Linked DNA regions of Homo sapiens: region 2 is linked to region 1. A link is an interaction called in ENCODE POLR2A ChIA-PET data of the cell type or tissue named here. Cell type or tissue: K562. All regions are shown on one strand. Each heading gives the region's core, and the rest is flanking DNA. Links, peaks and the distances in the headings are about the cores only. Region 1 overlaps POR (cytochrome p450 oxidoreductase). Region 2 overlaps RHBDD2 (rhomboid domain containing 2).

Evidence for each region. Peaks named below come from ENCODE experiments on the same cell type or tissue, not always from the same donor. Only the 100,000 strongest peaks of a DNase experiment are listed, where the experiment ranks them.
Region 2: POLR2A ChIA-PET joins it to region 1 with 6 read pairs; 8 of 35 experiments call an interaction of 5 or more read pairs at or near these places.

Annotation. Positions count from the first base shown.
Region 1 is chr7:75,967,667-75,976,696 of GRCh38, forward strand. It overlaps POR (cytochrome p450 oxidoreductase), which reads left to right. Exons shown (of 16, transcript NM_001395413.1): 3 at 4,747-4,795. Among named protein-coding and RNA genes, the nearest start is that of TMEM120A, 22 kb to the right of the region's middle. In K562, for the core only: no CTCF peak of the experiment used is centred there; DNase peaks (open chromatin) are centred at 2,725, 4,335 and 4,915.
Region 2 is chr7:75,887,873-75,896,902 of GRCh38, forward strand. It overlaps RHBDD2 (rhomboid domain containing 2), which reads left to right. Exons shown (of 4, transcript NM_001040456.3): 4 at 120-1,054. The coding sequence ends at 477. Among named protein-coding and RNA genes, the nearest start is that of RHBDD2, 13 kb to the left of the region's middle. In K562, for the core only: no CTCF peak of the experiment used is centred there; a DNase peak (open chromatin) is centred at 5,109.

The sequences.
Region 1 (9,030 bases), core at 1,682-6,681:
GGGAGGGCGTGGGGAGAAGGGCTCTGATATAAACAGTTACCAAGGAGACCCGAGTCGGGGTTGGAAAGGTTTTCTCCTTCCCTCGGTCCATACAGAGGGAGGAGGGGTGTGTGCCCGGTGCAGGGACTCATGGGAGGCTTCACTCTGGAATCCTGAGTCCTGCCTGCTGGGGCTCCAGATGTTGCAGAGTTCTTGGGCTCATGGGGGCAGACGCAGGCAGGAGCTCAGGGAAATTCCGAGAGGACTTTGGGGTGTCCAGGAGCACTTTGAGGCCACGGGCCCAGGCAACTTCCTCACCAGTACGGAACAGGGGATGCACAGGGCCGAACTTTCCATCTGCTGGCCCCTGCTGGTGTCCAGGAGAGAGCTGTGACCCTCCTTTTTCCTTAAGTCCTGGAGCTGAGAGTGAGAAGCCATGGGGTGCACGTACTCGTCTCCACCTGAGGAGCCCGCTCTGAGAAGGTCAGTTCCTGACACTGTCCCTGGCGGCAGACTGCCCTCATGCCCCTTGGCCAGGGGACGCCTGCACCCTCACTCGAGTGTGGGAGACTTCCTCCTGGCGGGGACCTGCTGGAGGCCTGAAGATGCGGCTGCCTGGAGTTAACAGCAAGGTCAGCCATTCCCAGGGTTGCTGCCCCTGTCTCTGGCGAGGGACTCAGCCAGGCCTAGGCACTGGTGGCCCCTCTGGTCCAGGACTTGCACGCTGCATTTCCCTGCTTCCAAAGGAAGGAATTTGGACTGGAGACCAGGAAGGCCTCATGCACCCTCTTCTCTGCCTATAAATAATCAGGTCCCCCATGCAAATCCAGGTCTGAGGTCCTCCGATGGAATGGAGCCCATTCAGAGCAGTCCAGTGTGGGCCCTCTCGGGCTAAGCCCGTGAACTTTGCTTCTTGGAGCCCCCAGCAGGGCCTTGGGTTGGGAAGGGAGTTTCCTGGCACCCTCCCCGGCAGGATGGGTTTAACCAGCAGGAACTTGAAGGAATTGTTCTGTGTTGCGCCGGTGACCTAGAGGCACAGGTCCGCCTCCAGCTCCTTGGGTTCCCTTTTCCCCCCTGGACCACTCACACTTCCTGGGTGAACCCTAGCCTTGGGGCAGAGCAGGCTGGCACACCTTGTCCACTCTGACGTTCCAGCCCAGAGGCTCCCCTGTCCACTCCCAGGGCCAGCCAGCCTGGCATTCTGCTTTGTCCAACTGCGTCAGGAGGTCACATGGAAGCCCTCCTCCCCCGCCACTTGCCGGGCTTCTGGGATGGGAGCCGAGCTTGGAAGTTGCCATCCCTTGGCACCCCGCTTCCCGTGGGGCTGTCTCTCCAGGGGGCCGTTTTCTATTCCTGAGAAGACAGCCCAGCTCGTCCAAGAGGCCTTTCCCGGTTTCTTCAGCCATAAGCGTCTGCTCCCTTTGAAGCCCTGTGGCGTGAACCTGTCCTGTCCCATCCGTCCCTGTGGCGTGAACTGTGCCATCCATCTATGTGGTCTTAGCACATGCCACCTTGTGCCATGGATGTCTTTGAAATCACAGGCTGACCGCCTTCCAGGGAATGCCCTTTTTTCTACTGGGTGTTAACCAAGTTCCCCAGTCAGGCACTGGGGAGGCTGCAATAACCAGATGCAGCTCTTTAATAATAGTGTGGGCACGAGAGGGGCGGGGCCTGTGCAGTCCCGTGCCTGTCTAGTGTCAGAGCCAGGATTTAAAGCCAGGTCCGCCCTGCCACGTGGCTCTTCCCATCTTGCTGGGATCCTCCTCGGAGGCTGTCTTCCCCTGGCTGGAGGATTGGGCCTGTGAAGTCACAGGTTGTCTCGTTCTAGTCTCATGCCCTCGGTGCCTGGCGCAGTGCCTCCCGTGCCCCCACCTGGCTGGCCTGTGTTACCCGCCAGGCACTCACGGGGCACTGGAGTTTGCTCTTGTCCTTTTCTTCAGCAAATCTTCAGATCCACTTTGTTGGAGATGGAACTTCCCTGGAAGCATCTGTCCTTTGAGTAGAGATAGGGGTTGGCTTTTCAGCTGATGCCAGGTCAGACCTCAGAGGTGGCTAGGGAGTGAGAAGTGCCCTCAACAGCCTCTTAGTCCGCCCCTGCCAGCCTCGTGCTGGACAGAGAACTCAGGGCTGGCCACCCTAGGAGGAGACACGGCGTCCTGTGCCGTGTGCTAGGCGTCGCGCTCATGGCAGGGATACACAGACAGCCCCCAAGGTTATTCAACCCAGGCTTCCAGTTAAGCCACAGGAATGTGCAGAGTAAAGTGCCTTGGCCGACCAGTGTGTGTGCCACAGCGAAGACGGCGACAGTAGCGTTGCTGCGTGAGGGGCAGGGACGGCCTCTGGGAGAGGAAAGTTAAGTTCTGTGGTAAAGGATGAGTAGAAGGTGGGAAGGGGTCACAGGAAGGGCCTTGTAGGCCCAGGGAGCCGCGTGGAAATGTGAGTAGCTTAGCGTAGCCCAGAGAGGTGGGAAATGGGGCCGGGCCACTGCGGGAGGGGTGTTCAGAATCGGCCACTTTTCTCTTGTTTAAAATATCTGCTCTGCTGGGGTCCCCTTACTCAGGGTGTAGCTATTCTAATTATCCTTATTGTTGGAGGCTTCAAAATCAATCAGTCGGGCCCCACATGTACCACTTCTGTTTATTTATATCGGTTGGTTGGTTGATTTACAGGGTCTCCCTCTGTCTCCCGGGCTGGAACCCGGGTGTTTGAAGCTGCAGTGAGCTATGATCGCACCGCACGGTCATGTGATCGCACAGTGGTGAGATCATCGCCCACTGCAGCTTCAAACACCCAGGTTCAAGGGATCCTCCCACCTCAGCCTCCTGAGTAGCTGGGACCACAGGCACAGACCACCACACCGGGCTAATTAAAAAAAATTTTTTTTTTTAGAGGTAGAGTATTGCTGTTTTACCCAGGCTGGTCTCAAACTGGCCTCAAGTGATCCTCCCACCTTGGTTTCCCAAAGTGCTGGCATTACAAGTGTCGGCCACTGAGCTAGGTTCTTGGATACTCTCTTTAAGAAAATGCCTCTTCTTGGAAGTTGCAGTGAGCCAAGATCGTGCCACTGCACTCCAGCCTGGGCGACAAAGCGAGACTCCATCTCAAAAAAAAAAAAGAAAAAGAAAATGCCTCTTCAAGTCTTTTGATAGTTTTTCTGATGGAGGATTTGTCTTTTTCCTGTTGATTTGTAGGGCTTTCTTACATTCTCGATCAAAGTCTTTTGCCCACATATAAGTACATTACAAATATCCTCTCCCACACTGCAGCTTGCCTTTCCTTCCTTTAATGGCGTTTTTTATTTTATTTTATTTTATTTTATTTTATTTTATTTTTTGAGACAGATTCTCACTCTGTTGCCCAGGCTGGAGTACAGTGGCGTGATCTCGGCTCACTGCAACCTCCGCCTCCCTAGTTCAAGTGATTCTCCTGCCTCAGCCTCCCGAGTAGGTGAGATTACAGGTGCGCGTCACCAGGCCCGGCTAATTTTTGTATTTTTAGTAGAGACGGGGTTTTGCCATGTTGGTCAGGCTGGGCTCAAACTCCTGACTCAAGTGATCCTCCCGCCTCAACCTCCCAAAGTGCTGGAATTACGTGCATGAGCCACTATGCCCGACCAAAAATGTCATTTTAAATACAAAAATGTATTTTCATCTTCAGGTTTGTCACTTGATTCAGAATGGCCATATTTCAAATCTCCACCACCCAGAGGAAGGTGTTTCCCACCTTGCTGTATTCAGCCAGCGTTTTTCACCTCCTTCAGCTTGAAAGTCCTGGGCAAGGGGCACTGGGCTTGTTCCTCTGGCCCTGCAGGCTTGGGGCAAGGGTCAGAAGGAAACAGAAGAACGGAAAATGGGGCGGGGTGAGGGGTGGTGCGGGGGTAGAAGGCCAGAAGTGGACAGTGGACAGAAGATTGTGTCACCCCAGCCTGATCCTGAGGCTGGCGGGCACCAGGCTGCCCTCTGGAGGGGATGGACCAAGGTGAGGGCTGTAGTCCCAGGAACGCAGAGAAGGGAAAAATGAAATGTGGCCCAGTGCAGGGGAAGCAGAGGGGGTCTTTGAATCCCAGGGGAGCTGACCCTTGCGCAGGACCTTGAGGGCAGAGCGGGGGTCAGCCAGGTGAGGGGACTGTGGCAGGAAGGCTCTGGGTGGAAGCGATGGCGTGCACAGGATTCTGAGGCCACCATGCAGGGAGGGGGTGTGAATTAGGCATCAAGCTTGGTTTGTGGAGGGGAGTGGCAGGTGACGCTGGAGACAGACTCTGAGGGGACTCATGTGCCCGGATCCCATGGGTCGTGGGAGCTGTTGAAGAGCGGAGCAGGGAAGTGGCAGATGTGAGAGGCAGGGGCTGGAGAAGGAAGAGGTGAAGAGGTGGAAGGTCAGGCTGAGGTCAGGCCGTGGGGACCTGGGCTGTGGGTGGGGAGGAAGAGGGAAGTGGAAACCTTGGCTCTTCCTTGAGGGAAACAAGCCCATATCTATCTGGGTGCAGGAGAGGTCTTGGCTTTGCAAAGCACTGGTGTCGCAAGAGGCTTTACTGTAGGGGAAATGGGAAGGGTGAGCTGGTGCGGGAGGCCTGGGAGCCCTGGTGTTGGATTAGAGGCCAGCTGCTGGCTTAGCCCCTGGGGAGTGGCACGGGACAAAGCTGGAATGTCCCCTCCCTGTGCTGCCACAGCATCCCATGAAACCTGCATCTAAGGACACCCACGTCCCGTGACACCTGTGTCCCATGACACCTGCCTCCCACGCTCATTGCACACTTTTGTCTTGCAGGACCTCCTCTGTCAGAGAGAGCAGCTTTGTGGAAAAGATGAAGAAAACGGTGAGTTTCCTGCATGTCTTTACTCTTCTCAGGAAGCCTCGGCCCCGATGGGCATGTAATCAAGTCTAGCAGACGGCTGGCGTCACCGCATAGAGGATGTCCCGGTGGCCAGGAGAGGGAACGCAGCCCGGCTCGCTTGGGAGTCATTCTTGCCTAACCAAAGCCCTGAAGCAGCTCTGCTGTTGCTGGGACAGTTTGTTTCCTTGAATCTTTACTTTTTGAACAAACCAAAGTCTAAGAACAGACCCTCCCTCTAACTCACGAAGCTTCTCCCGTCTGGCCCTGGCCTGTCCAGGAGCAGAGGTAAATCTCACAGAGCTGCGGTCGTGGCACCACTGCCATTTTCTCTCCGCTTTGTTTTTGTTACTTTTTTTTTTTTGAGATGGAATCTCGCTCTGTCACCCAGGCTGGAGTGCAGTGGCGCAATCTCGGTTCACTGCAAGCTCCACCTCCCGGGTTCAAGCCATTCTCGTGCCTCAGCCTCCCGAGTAGCTGGGATTACAGGTGCGTGCCACCACGCCCAGCTAATTTTTGTATTTTTAATAGAGATGGGATTTCACCATGTTGGCCAGACTGGTCTTGAACTCCTGACCTCAGGTGATCCGCCCGCCTCAGCCTCCCAAAGTGCTGGGATTACAGGCGTGAACCACCGCACCCAGCCAATTTAACTATTTAATTGTAGGCATCAGTACTACATTTACATAGTTAAAATAAAAACATCCACTATTCAGTGGAAAGCTCCCCTCTGCCACCCACTCATCCCCACTGTTCTTATTATTTATGGATCCTTCTAGAGTTCCTGTATGAACATACAAGTAAAACAAACAGAGACTCTTATTTTTAATTTAAAAAAACCTTTATTTTATTTTAGAGACAGGGTCTCACTGTGTTGCCCAGGCTGGAGTGCAGCGGCGCCATCATAGCTCACTGCAGCCTCAAACTCCTAGACTCAAGCCATCCTCCTACCACAGCCTCCCAAGTAGCTGGGACTACAGGTGCACACCACCACGCCTGGCTAATTTTTTAATTTATTCTTCATAGGAACAGGTTCTCGCTATGTTGCCCAGGCTGGTCTTGAACTCCTGGCCTCAAGCAATCCTTCTGCCTCCGCCTCCCAAAGTGCTGGGACTGTAGGTGCGAGCCATTGCATCCAGCCTACACTTTTCTTAAAACACAAAACGTGGCATACTATGTGCACTGTTCCAGACCTTGCTTTTTTTTTTTTTTTTTTTTTTTTTGAGACAGAGTCTCGCTCTGTCGCCCAGGCTGGAGTGCAATGGCACGGTCTTGGCTCACTGCAACCTTCACCTCCTCGGTTCAAGTGATTCTCCCGCATCAGCCTCCGGAGTAGTTGGGGTTAGACGCCTGCCACCGTGCCTGGCTAATTTTTGTATTTTTAGTAGAGACGGGGTTTCACCATGTTGACCAGGCTGGTCTCAAACTGCTGACCTCGTGATCCATCTGCCTCGGTCTCCCAAAGTGCTGGGATTACAGGCGTGAGCCACTGCGCCCGGCTGACCTTGCTTTAAAAAAAAAAGAACACAAAACAACTTGATATGTCTCAAAGATCCTTCCATATCAATACAAAGATACTGCCATCATCTTAGCTGTACCATGATTCCATTATATGGCCATCTGGATTCACTGTAACGCACTTAACCCTGTCCTATTAAAGATGGGCACTGGGGCTGTTGCTACTCTTTGGCTCTTACCAACAATGTCACTGTGAATATGTAGCTCGGTTTGCACATTTCAAATACAAAGCAGTCCCAGAAGTGGAATTGCTGGATTGGAAGGTAGATGTGTTTGCAATCGTGATAGAAGCTACAAATCGTCCCCGTAGGAGTCACACCGTGGCACGCGCTCAAGAATAGCGACGTGTGAGAAAACTGTTCCCCACAGCCTTGCCAACAGTTTGTTATTAAAGTTTAGATTTTTGTCAGTTTTCTAGGCTTAAAAAAAAAACTCAGTATAGTTGTAATTTACATTTTTATGAATGAGATTCAGTAGATTTTCACCCACCTAGGTCTAGATGGCTTCGTTTCTTTTTCTTTTTTCTTTTCTTTTTTTTTTTTTTTTTTTTGAGACAGGGTCTCGCTTTGTTGCCCAGGCTGGAGTGCAGTGGTGTGATCTCAGCTCACTGCAATCTCCACCTCCCGGGTTCAAGCAATTCTCATGCCTCATTCTCCTGAGTAGCTGGGATTACAGGTGCGTGCTACCATGCCTGGCTAACTTTTGTATTTTCAGTAGAGACAGGGTTTTGCCATGTTGGCCAGGCTGGTCTCGAACTCCTGACCTCAGGTCATCCACTCAACTTGGCCTCCCAAAGTTCTGGAATTACAGGCCTGAACCACCGCACCCAGCCTCTTTTTTCTTTTTTTAATAGATTCTCTCTTCACATCTTTTGCCTGCTTTTCTGTTGGGATTGATCTTTCTCCTTGAAATTATTAGGGAGATGAATCTCTTGTCTGTGATATAAGTTGAAAATATCTTGCCCGTTAAAGAGTTTGTCTTTTAGTGAGATTCCATCTCTTAAAAAAAAGTTTGTCTTTCAACCTAGCTGATCGCATTTTTATTTGTTTTGCTGTGTAAAAGTTACAGAGTCACCTATATGATTCTTTCTTTTCGTGACTTCTGGTCTTAGAGTCATAATTTGAAGGTCTTCCCCATGCTAAAGAGATAAAGATATTCCTGTATTTTTTTTTTCTAGTACTTTTAGGGTTTTGTTTTTCATATTCAAAATTTAAAATCTGATCTATTGGGAATTTATCCTGATGTAAGATGTGAGGTATGAATCCAACTCTACATTTTACATAGCTGTCTAAACACCATGTATTAGAGTCCATCTTTCCCCCACTGGTTTGAAATGCCACCTTTATCATATACTTAATTCCTGGGCTGGGCGCAGTGGCTCATGCCTGTAATCCCAACACTTTGGGAGGCCGAGATGGGCAGGTCGCTTGAGCCCAGGAGTTTGAGACCAGCCTGGGCAACATGGCGAAACCCCATCTCCACAAAAAATAGAAAAATTAGTGGGACACAGTGGTGCGCACCTATAGTCCCCGCTACCTGAGAGGCTGAAGTGGGAGGATAGCTTGAGCTTGGGAGGCACAGATTGCAGTGACCACTGGACTCAAACCTGGGCAACAGCTACACCCTGTGTCAAATAATAATAATAATAGCTGGGTCTCTGGGTTCTTTTCACTGGGCGCAACGTGTTCAAGGTTCACCCACACTGTAGCATATGTTAGTACTTCCTTTTTATTGCCAAATAATGTTTTAATATATGGATTCTTACTTATTTTTCCGTGACTTTTAGGATCAATTTGTTGAGGAAAAAAAAGCTGTTCAGATTTTTTTTTTTTTTTTTGGTAGAGACTGGGTCTCACTCTGTTGCCCAGGCTGTTCTCAAACTCCTGGGCTTAAGCAGTCCTCCTGGTGTGGCCTCCCAGGGTACTGGGATTACAGGTGTGAGCCACTGCACCCAGCTGGTTCAGATTTCTATTACATCATGCCACATTTCTCTAGTGACATAAATAGAGCTGCCATTTTTGTGGGTCGAGACTCCCTGTCCATAATCGGGGTGCTTTTCCATTGGCGTGAGTCCTTTGTGTGTAGTTCAGTAGCTTCTGACACATCTCTTACAAAGTTTATTTCTAGGTATTTTATATATTTTGATGCTCCTGTAAATATTTAGCTGCTATCTTAGGTCATCTTTTGTTCTCTTAACCTGATAATCATGAGCACTTTCTCTTCTATTAAGTATTTTTACGGTGATTATTTTAAAATATCCTTTTGGGCGAAAACCCTGTCTCTACTAAAAATACAAAAATTAGCCGGGCGTGGTGGCATGCACCTGTAGTCCCAGGTACTCGGGAGGCTGATGCAGGAGAATCACTTGAACCCGGGAGGCGGAGGTTGCATTGAGCCAAGATCGCACCACTGCACTCCAGCCTGGCCAACAGAGCAAGATTCCATCTAAAAAAAAAAAAAATCCTTTTGGCCGGGTGCAGTGGCTCATGTCTGTAATCCCAGCACTTTGGGAGGCTGAGACGGGCGGATCACCTGAGGTCAGGAGCTTTGAGACCAGCTGGACCAACATGGTGAAACCCTGTCTCTACTAAAAACACAAAAAATTAGCCAGGCATGGTGACGGACACCTGTAATCCCAGCTATTCAGGAGGCTGAGGCAGGAAAATCGCTTGAACCCAGGAGGCAGAGGTTTCAGTGAGCCG
Region 2 (9,030 bases), core at 2,716-7,715, 79 kb before region 1:
AAGTCACAGAAAACATCCAAGGCATGTTGTACTAGAAAGCGGGGGCAACCTCAAGCACAAGATGCCATGACCTTGCCAAGACTCGCTGAAGGACCATTTTCTCTCTTGTTCCATTCCAGACTGAACCCGGTGCCTGGCTCCTACCCCACACAGAGCTGCCACCCTCACCTGTCCCCAAGCCACCCTGTGTCCCAGACGCAGCACGCCAGTGGTCAGAAGCTGGCCTCCTGGCCCTCCTGCACCCCCGGGCACATGCCCACCTTGCCTCCGTACCAGCCTGCCTCCGGCCTGTGCTATGTGCAGAACCACTTTGGTCCAAACCCCACCTCCTCCAGTGTCTACCCAGCTTCTGCGGGCACCTCCCTGGGCATCCAGCCCCCCACGCCTGTGAACAGCCCTGGCACGGTGTATTCTGGGGCCTTGGGCACACCAGGGGCTGCAGGCTCCAAGGAGTCCTCCAGGGTCCCCATGCCCTGAGAGAATTTCTAGGGAAGTCATCTCACTTGGCCTTCTGAAGGTCCTCCCTAAGAGTCTCCTGACAAAAGTTACTTATTGAACACCTCTATGTGCCAGGCTCTGTGTTGGGTACTTTGATCAATGCCCCTGTTTCAGTCTCATCTGTACTCACGGCAGCCCTGTGGAGTACGGTGTACTGGCCCAGCTTACAGATGCAGAAAGCGAGACGTTCTGCCATCAGATAAAGTCACGTGGCTCTTTAGTAACACGGACAAGGCTCCTCGCCAAGGAACTCGTGGCAGAAGAGGGCAGCAGTTGGCAGTAGCTGCCGATGTCTGTCCCCAGCTCCACCATTCCTCCCTGTGGCTGTGCCGTGCTCGTGGTTTCAGTGTCCGTGTGTCCATGTGTCTGCCCTTCAGGAGCTCGCAGCTGGTGTGCTTGGCGGTCCCAGGCCTGTGTAGTGTCTCTCCCCTGCTGCGGGCGCCCCCACCCCGATTCCTCTCCCCAGAAGCGGTGGGATGGGCCCCCATGAACTGCAGCAGCATGCTGAGGTGTCCATGTTGTCTGCCTTTGTATAAAGAAACAGCCTCTGACCTGCCGTGCTGGCGTGTGCTTCCTTTGTGGTCTGGCTGGGGAAGAGGGAGTGCGCTGAGATCTGGGCAGTGGCAATGTGTGGTGTGGCGGCAGAGAGGAGAGATGCACCAGGGCCAGGTCAGGCAGGTGACCAGGGCCCAGTGGGTCAGGAATGGGGGTCTCGTGGGGAGCAGGCAACTGAGATGGGTACCAGCAGGAGCCACTGCTGCCCTGAGAGAGAGGGGTGTTGCCAGAGCCCAGAAGCTGGGACTACAGTTAGGAGGGCTGCTGGCAGGGCTGTGCCAAGAAGGACATGGGCACTGCTGGCGATGTCCCTGAAGCAAGACGGGAGAAGACGCTGGCTTTACCACCAGTGTCTCCTGTTGGCCATGTTGACCAGGAACCAGGAGTGAGGGGCGGGGGGCCTCTATGAGACAGTGCAGGGCACTGATGAGTGTGGCTGAGCTGTCACTCACCTGGCCAGCCCTTGAGGACAGCTGGGGCTCCTCACGGCAGGCTGTGTTGAGAAGGCATGCCAGCTGCCTGGTGTTTTGTGGACCTAGTAACACGTGGCCTTCATTTATCCCAGGAGCTGGATGGCCCATTCTAGACTGGCTTTCTGATAGGTTTTAGGTCTTTGGACATGTATAAGACAGAACCCCAAGCCCATCCAGCCTGGTGAGGGTGGGGCCGTGACGGGCCCACGCCTGGGGGGGCCTCAGACATGAGCAAGAAGGGGCCTGCGCTGGGGTGAGAGGGTGTGCCACTGTGTGTGGCCCTGGTTTTTAAATCTCTTTGTTCCTTGGGACTTTTCCTTAGTCTGGCCACAATGCACAACACAGCCTGGAGTCAGCTCACAGTGGGACCCTTTCTCACCCTCACGTGCATTTTGGAAGCTCTGGAGGCCATCCCAACCCCTTCTCCCATTTGCCTGTCAAATCATCCACTAATATGCCCATGTCCGGAAACCATTCACTGATTCTGTGCCAAGCCGGAGGCTCAATGATGATGAGCCCCATGTGCGCAGGGAGCCCCTAGCATGGGGCCTGGCACTCAATAAATATGAGTGGAATGAACGGATGAATAGGTGATGCCCGCCCTTGGGGAGCTCATTGGAGCAGAAGAAATGGAAAATAATTATCATTCAGGCCGGGCTCAGTGACTCACGCCTGTCATTCCAGCACTTTGGGAGGTCTGGGTGGGCGGATCGCTTGAGGTCAGGAGTTCAAGACCAGCCTGGCCAACATGGTGAAATCCCATCTCTACTAAAAATGCAAAAATTGGCCGGGCGCAGTGGCTCACATCTGTAATCCTAGCACTTTGGGAGGCCAAGGCTGGTGGATTACGAGGTCAGGAATTCAAGACCAGCCTGGCTAAGATGGTGAAACCCTGTCTCTATTTACAAAAATTAGCCGGGCGTGGTGGTGGGCGCCTGTAATCACAGCTATCCGGGAGGCTGAGGCAGGGAGGCGGAGGTTGCAGTGAGCCGAGATCATGCCACTGCACTCCAGCCTGAGTGACAGAGTGAGACTCCATCTCAAAAAAAAAAATTAGCTGAGCATGGTGGCACACGCCTGTAGTCCCAGCTACTCGGGAGGCCAAGGCAAGAGAATTGCTTGAACCCAGGAGGCAGAGGTTGCAGCAAACTGAGGTCACACCACTGCACTCCAGCCTGGGTGACAGAGCAAGACTCCCTCTCAAAAAAAAACATTTGTCATTCAGTGCCCTGCAAAGCTGTGATGGGGCGAAGCAGCACTTCAGGGGCGCAGAGGAGGCCCCCAGCCCAGCATGGCCTGACAAGCTGGGGATCAGCAGGATCCTGAGGACCAACCCTTCCATGGAAAGAGAGGGGGGCTGTGGAGGGAGGGTGGGAGGGTACTAACCATGTCCTCTGGCTGTTAGGAGGATGGAGAGCACAGCTCATTAAGCATAAGTGAAAGCATTACCCCCAACATGCTGGAAACCCCTCCCCTCCCATCCCCAGACAGGGCAGGACCCACAGCGGCCAGAGAAGCTTCCAGACATTATCAGTTTCCCTGCTCGGTTGGCGGAGGGCAGCAGAGAAGCAGATTCATGCCCTGCTCGCTCTGCAAACCTCAGGTAGGCTCTGCTCCTCAGCGCGGACATCAGAAGAAAGGCTTGCCCTTATACTCTAAGGCAGTGGTCCCCAACTTTTTTGGCACCAGGGACCGGTTTCGTGGAAGATAATTTTTCCACAGACAGGTATGGGGATGGTTTCAGGATGATTCAAGTGCATTCCATTTATTGTGCACTTTATTATTACATTGTTAATATACAATGAAATAATTATACAACTCACCATAATGCAGAATCAGTGGGAGCCCTGAGCTTGTTTTCCTGCAACTAGAGGGTCCCATCTGGGGGTGATGGGAGACAGTGACAGATGGGTAGACTGGTGCCAGTTGGTGGTCCCTGAGGTTGCGAACCCCTGCTCTAAGGAACTGAGTACCGTGTAGGAAGTTGATTTGCAGGTAATTACAAGGCAAGATAAAGGCTGTGGGAGCCGTGGGTTGAGCTATGTCATTCCTTCACACGCCCATCTGTTTACTGAATCATTCTTTCATTTAAAGAACATGCCGGGCACAGTGGCTCACGCCTGTAATCCCACACTTTGGGAGGCTGAGGCGGGCAGATCACTTGAGGTCAGGAGTTCAAGACCAGTCTGGTCAACATAGTGAAAAACCATCTCTACTAAAAAAAAAAAAAAAAAAAATTAGCCGGGCGTGGTGGCGGGCGCCTCTAGTCCCAGCTACCCGCGAGGCTGAGGCGGGAGAATCACTCGAATCCAGGAGGTGGAGGTTGCAGTGAGCTGAGATCGCACCACTGCACTCCAGCCTGGGCAACAGAGTGAGACTCTGTCACAGAAAAAAAAAAAAAGAGCAGCAACTGTAAATCCAGTGGTCAAGGATGGCCTCCCTGGGAAGGTGACATTTCTGCTGAGACCTGAAGGAATCCAAGAAGAGAAGCAGGTGAAGAGCTTCCAGGTGGACAGGGAGAACAGAGAGCCAGGAGGGAATGGGCCAAGCACGCCCACCCAACATGACAAAGTGGCTGCAGGAGCATGGCACGGGTGATGCAAACAGCAGGTGCTCAATAAATGTTTGTTGCCCTGGACATCTGCACAAGGACAGCGTGGGCTTGGGAGGCCCCACCCATGCTTATTGCTTGGTGCTCTGCGTCCTGATGACCTGTCTGCCTGGCCTAATGGGGAACTCACAGCCAAAGGCCACAGATCCCAGGAGCCTGAGTCCTGGTCACCCCCTCCCTCACCCTTTCACGCATTCATTCATTCGCTCACTCATTCATTCTCTCATCAAATAATTACTGAGCATGTACTACATTCTGGCCTTATCCCAGGGGCTGGGGACACAGAGGTGACTAAGACCTGGTCCCAGCACAGTCTCTAAGGGAGACAGAAACCCACGGTAATGCCAGGAGGTACCAGTTCTGGGAGAAGCAGCCAGTCCTGTAGGACCCAGGCAAGGTCTCTGCTGGCCTCAAGGGCTGGCCAGACCTATGGAACGTAGAAAAAGATGTTCCAGGCTGGGCGTGGTGGCTCACGACTGTAACCCCAGCACTTTGGGAGGCCAGGGCTGCTGGATCACGAGGTCAGGCGTTCCAGACCAGCCTGGCCAACATGGCGAAACCCCATCTCTGCTCAAAATACAAAAATTAGCTGGGTGTGCTGGTGCACACCTGTAATCCCAGCTACTCAGGAGGCTGAGGCAGGATAATTGCTTGAACACGAGAGGTTACAGTGAGCCGAGATTGTGCAACTGCAGTCCAGCCTGGGTGACAGAGAAATACTGTCTCAGAAAAAAAAGAAAGAAAAAGAAAAGAAAAAGACGTTCCAGGGGAAGAGGGCGGTGTGCACCAAAAACAGCTGTGTCCCGCCTGTTAGGACAAGAAAGTGGAGTGTGGGAGATTACACAGGGCTGGCTCAGAGGACGTGGAGAGGCCACCCAGGCCGGGGTGGGAAGGGCTTGGAAGGCCAGCCTGAGGGTTTCAACTTGACGCTGTGGGTGGTAGTGACCACGATAAGGTTTCTCTGATCATTTTACTGTGCACAGAACTGGGGCCAGGGAGTCTGAGCCCAGTGCCTGAGCCCCAGGCCTCACCCCGGGGGACTGGCTCTTTCACGTGGCTGGCATCTCGGCGGAAAGGTGAGCTGCACTTTCTCAGTGCCATGTGACAGGCCCACTCCTCCTCTCTATGCCTGGCCAGGGCGCATTCCTGCGGTTGGCAGGAAAGGCAATTTAAAACCCTTGAGGCTCCTGTGAGTCCTTTGTTGCTCCCAGGTGTGGTCCATATTTTGTTCACTCACAGGGCTCCAGGTGCACAGAAAGGTTACCTACCGGTAGAGGTTGGGGAGGACAGAGCCAGACTCCCCACTGAAAGGAGGGAGCCCAGATGTCCCACGACCTGAGTGCCCCACACTCTTCCCCTCTCTGCCCTCTCGAGGAAGCCAGCAAAGAGAAGGAGGTTTGCTTTCTCACTGCAACCTCCGCCTCCCAGGTTCAAGCAATCCTCGTGCCTCAGCCACCCGAGTAGCTGGGATTACAGTCATGCGCCACCATGCCTGGCTAATTTAGGCCAGGTGTGGTGGCTCACGCCTGTTATCCCAGCACTTTGGGAGGCCCAGTTCGGTGGGTCACTTGAGATCAGGAGTTGGAGACCTGCACCTGGCCAAGATGGCGAAACCCCGTCTTTACCAAACAATACAAAAGAAATTAGCCAGGTGTAGTGGCAGGCGCCTACAGTCCCAGCTACTTGGGAGGCTGAGGTGGGAGAATCACTTGAACCTGGGAAGCAGAGGTTGCAGTGAGCCAAGATCGTGACACTGTACTCCAGCCTGGGTGACAGAGCGAGACTCTCTCAAACACAAAAGGTAGGGGAGAAGGTCCTGGGGAAAGGCCCAGAGGTCCAGGACAGGACAGGGAGAGCTGGAAAGATGAGCTAGGAAGATGGGTGGGTGAAGCTCCCTCTGCAGACAAACCTTGACATGGGAAGTGTATGTGAGTGTGTGTATGTGTGTGCATACGCATGCATGCCTTTGCACACTATGGTCTTTGGGCCTGAGCAAAGGGGCCCCTGCCTGGTTCCTGTGCTTCTCAGGGCCATGCTAGCCTGAAACCCATGCTCCTGGCTTCTGGAGCACGCCCTGGGATCCTGGAATTCTCTGCTCTTAGGGCCCCCTGCCTGGCTCTAGGGGTGTTGTGGACCTCAACCCGAGTCCATCCTCCTGAGGACAAATCCCCCAGCAGTGTGCCCATCCCAGGCCCAGGGGCTGCTGTTGGCAGAGGGTGTGTCCCAAGTGTGAGTGTGTGGGCCAGGACATCTAAGGGGGGAGGGTGCAGGAGGCCCCAAATGGTGCAGACTGAGCAGCGGTGGGAAGAGAAAGGCAGCCAGTGGCCCATGGGGCCGGGGAGTGGGGACAAGTGACACCACATCCCCAAGCGTGGAACTCTGAGGACTAGGAATGTGAACTCGGCCTTATGGTTTCTCATGAAATTATTATTATTATTATTATTATTATTATTATTATTATTATTATTTCGAGACAGAGTCTCGCTCTGTTGCCCAGGCTGGAGTGCAGTGGTACGATCTCGGCTCACTGCAACCTCCACCTCCTGGGTTCAAGCGACTCTCCTGCCTCAGCATCCTGAGCAGCTGGGACTACAGGCACCTGCCACCATGGCCGGCTAAATTTTGTTTGTTTTTTTGTTTGTTTTTGTTTTTTGTTTTTTTGTGACGGAGGCTCGCTCTGTCGCCCAGGCTGGAGTGCAATGGCATGATCTCAGCTCACTGCAACCTCTGCCTCCTGAGTTCAAGCCTCCAAAGTAGCGGGGATTACAGGCGTGCGCCACCACGCCCGGCTAATTTTTGTATTTTTAGTAGAGGCAGAGTTTCACCATATTGACCAGGCTGGTCTTGAACTCCTGATCTCGTGATCTGCCCGCCTCAGCTTCCCAAAGTGCTGGGATTACAAGCGTGAGCCACTGCGCCTGGCCTAATTTTTGTATTTTTAGTATAGATGGGGTTTCACCATGTTGGCCAGGTTGGTCTTGAACTCCTGACCTCAAGCGATCTGCCCACCTCAGCCTCCCAAAGTGCTGGGATTACAGAAGTGAGCCACCATGCCCAGCCTTGTCATGAAATTATAGTTGTCTGTTTAACAATTTGTTACAGGCTGGGCACGGTGGCCGATGCCTGTAATCCCCGCAGTTTGTGAGGTGGAGGTGGGAAAATCTCTTGAGACCAGGAGTTTGAGAACAGCCTGCACGACATTGTGAGACCCCCAACTCTACAAAAAAAAAAAAAATTATGTGAGATGGAGGTCTCCCTTTGTCACCCAGGCTGGAATGACAGTGGCACAAACATGGCTCCCCACAGCCCAGAATTCCCAGGCTCAAGCGATCCTCTCACCTCACCTGAGCCCCCCAAGTTGCTGAAACTTCAGGTGCACACCACCACACCTGGCTAATTTTTGTAGAGGTTGGGTCTTTCTATATGACCCAGGCTGGTCTTGAACTCCTGGGCTCAAGCAATCCTCCCGCCTAGGCCTCCCAAAGTGTTGGCGTTACAGGCATGAGCCACCGCGCCCAGCCAAAAAAAAATTTTTTTTTTTTTTTTTTTTTGAGTAGTCTTGCTCTGTCGCCCAGGCTGGAGTGCAGTGACATGGTATCAACTTACTCAACCTCCACCTCTGGGTTCAAGTGATTCTCCTGCCTCAGCCTCCTAACTAGCTGGAATTACAGGTGCACACCACCACGCCCGGCTAATTTTTTTTTTTTTTTTTGCGTTTTTAGTAGAGATGGGGTTTCACAATGTTTGCCATGCTGATCTCAAACTCCTGACCTCAGGTGATCCACCCACCTTGGCCTCCCAAAGTTCTGGGATTACAGGTGTGAGCCACTGTGCCTGGCCAAAATTTATTTTTATTTTTTTATTATTATTTTTTTGAGACAGAGTCTTACTCTGTCACCCAGGCTGGGGTGCAGTGGCGCAATCTCAGTTCACTACAACCTCCACCTCCCGGGTTCAAGCGATTCTCCTGCCTCAGCCTCCTGAGTAGCTGGGGGTACAGGTGTGTGCCACCACACTCAGGTACTTTTTGTGTTTTTTTAGTAGAGACGGGGTTTCACCATGTTGGCCAGGCTGGTCTTGAACTCCTGACCTCGTGATCCCACTCATCTCGGCCTTCCAAAGTGCTGAGATTACAAGCGTAAGCCACTTCACCCAGCCCCCAAAATTTTTTAATTAGCCAGGTGTGGTGGCGTACCTGTAGTTCCAGCTACTAGGGAGGCTGAGGCAGGAGGATCACTTGAGCCCAGGAGGTTGAGGCTGCAGTGAGCTATGATCGCACCACTGTGCTCCAGCCTGGGCAAGAAGATGAGACTCTGGCTCATTAAAAAAAATCAAGATGGAGGTGCTATTCCCAGGGCCAATGCTTGGGATGACTTGGGGGGCCTTGCAGGCTTTCTGGCTGCAGAATGAGAAAGAGTGAGGTTGGTGAGAAGCCGCGCTGTGCACTGGGAACAGAAGCCAGTGCCAGGAGGACCATCGGGATGTACGGAGGCTTTGAGGACAGTAGATCAGATGTTGCACAGGGCAGTGCTGAGACCAGGCCCTTTATGTCCCATGGCAGGGACAAGCATGGAGACCTCCCCCAACCAGCTGTGGCATGGATGAAATGACAGGTTAGTGTCTGCTCCACTCTGTCCCCGCTAACCCAGGGCATCTCCAATACCCCACAGAGCACCTGTCCTGCTCAGTAAGCTGGCGGGTATCTGTGTGCCTTCCTTGCTGTCCTCCAAGTTCTGTGGGGCTCTTTCTTTGCAGCCCGCAGCCCCGTGCTCTGTGAATGAACATGAGTTTGAAGCCAGGAAGCAGGGAATGGTCAGTTTCCTCCAGCACCAGCTAAGGAGGCTGCCTGCATGGCTCCCTCCCCTCACCCCTGCATTTCACACATTTTCAAAG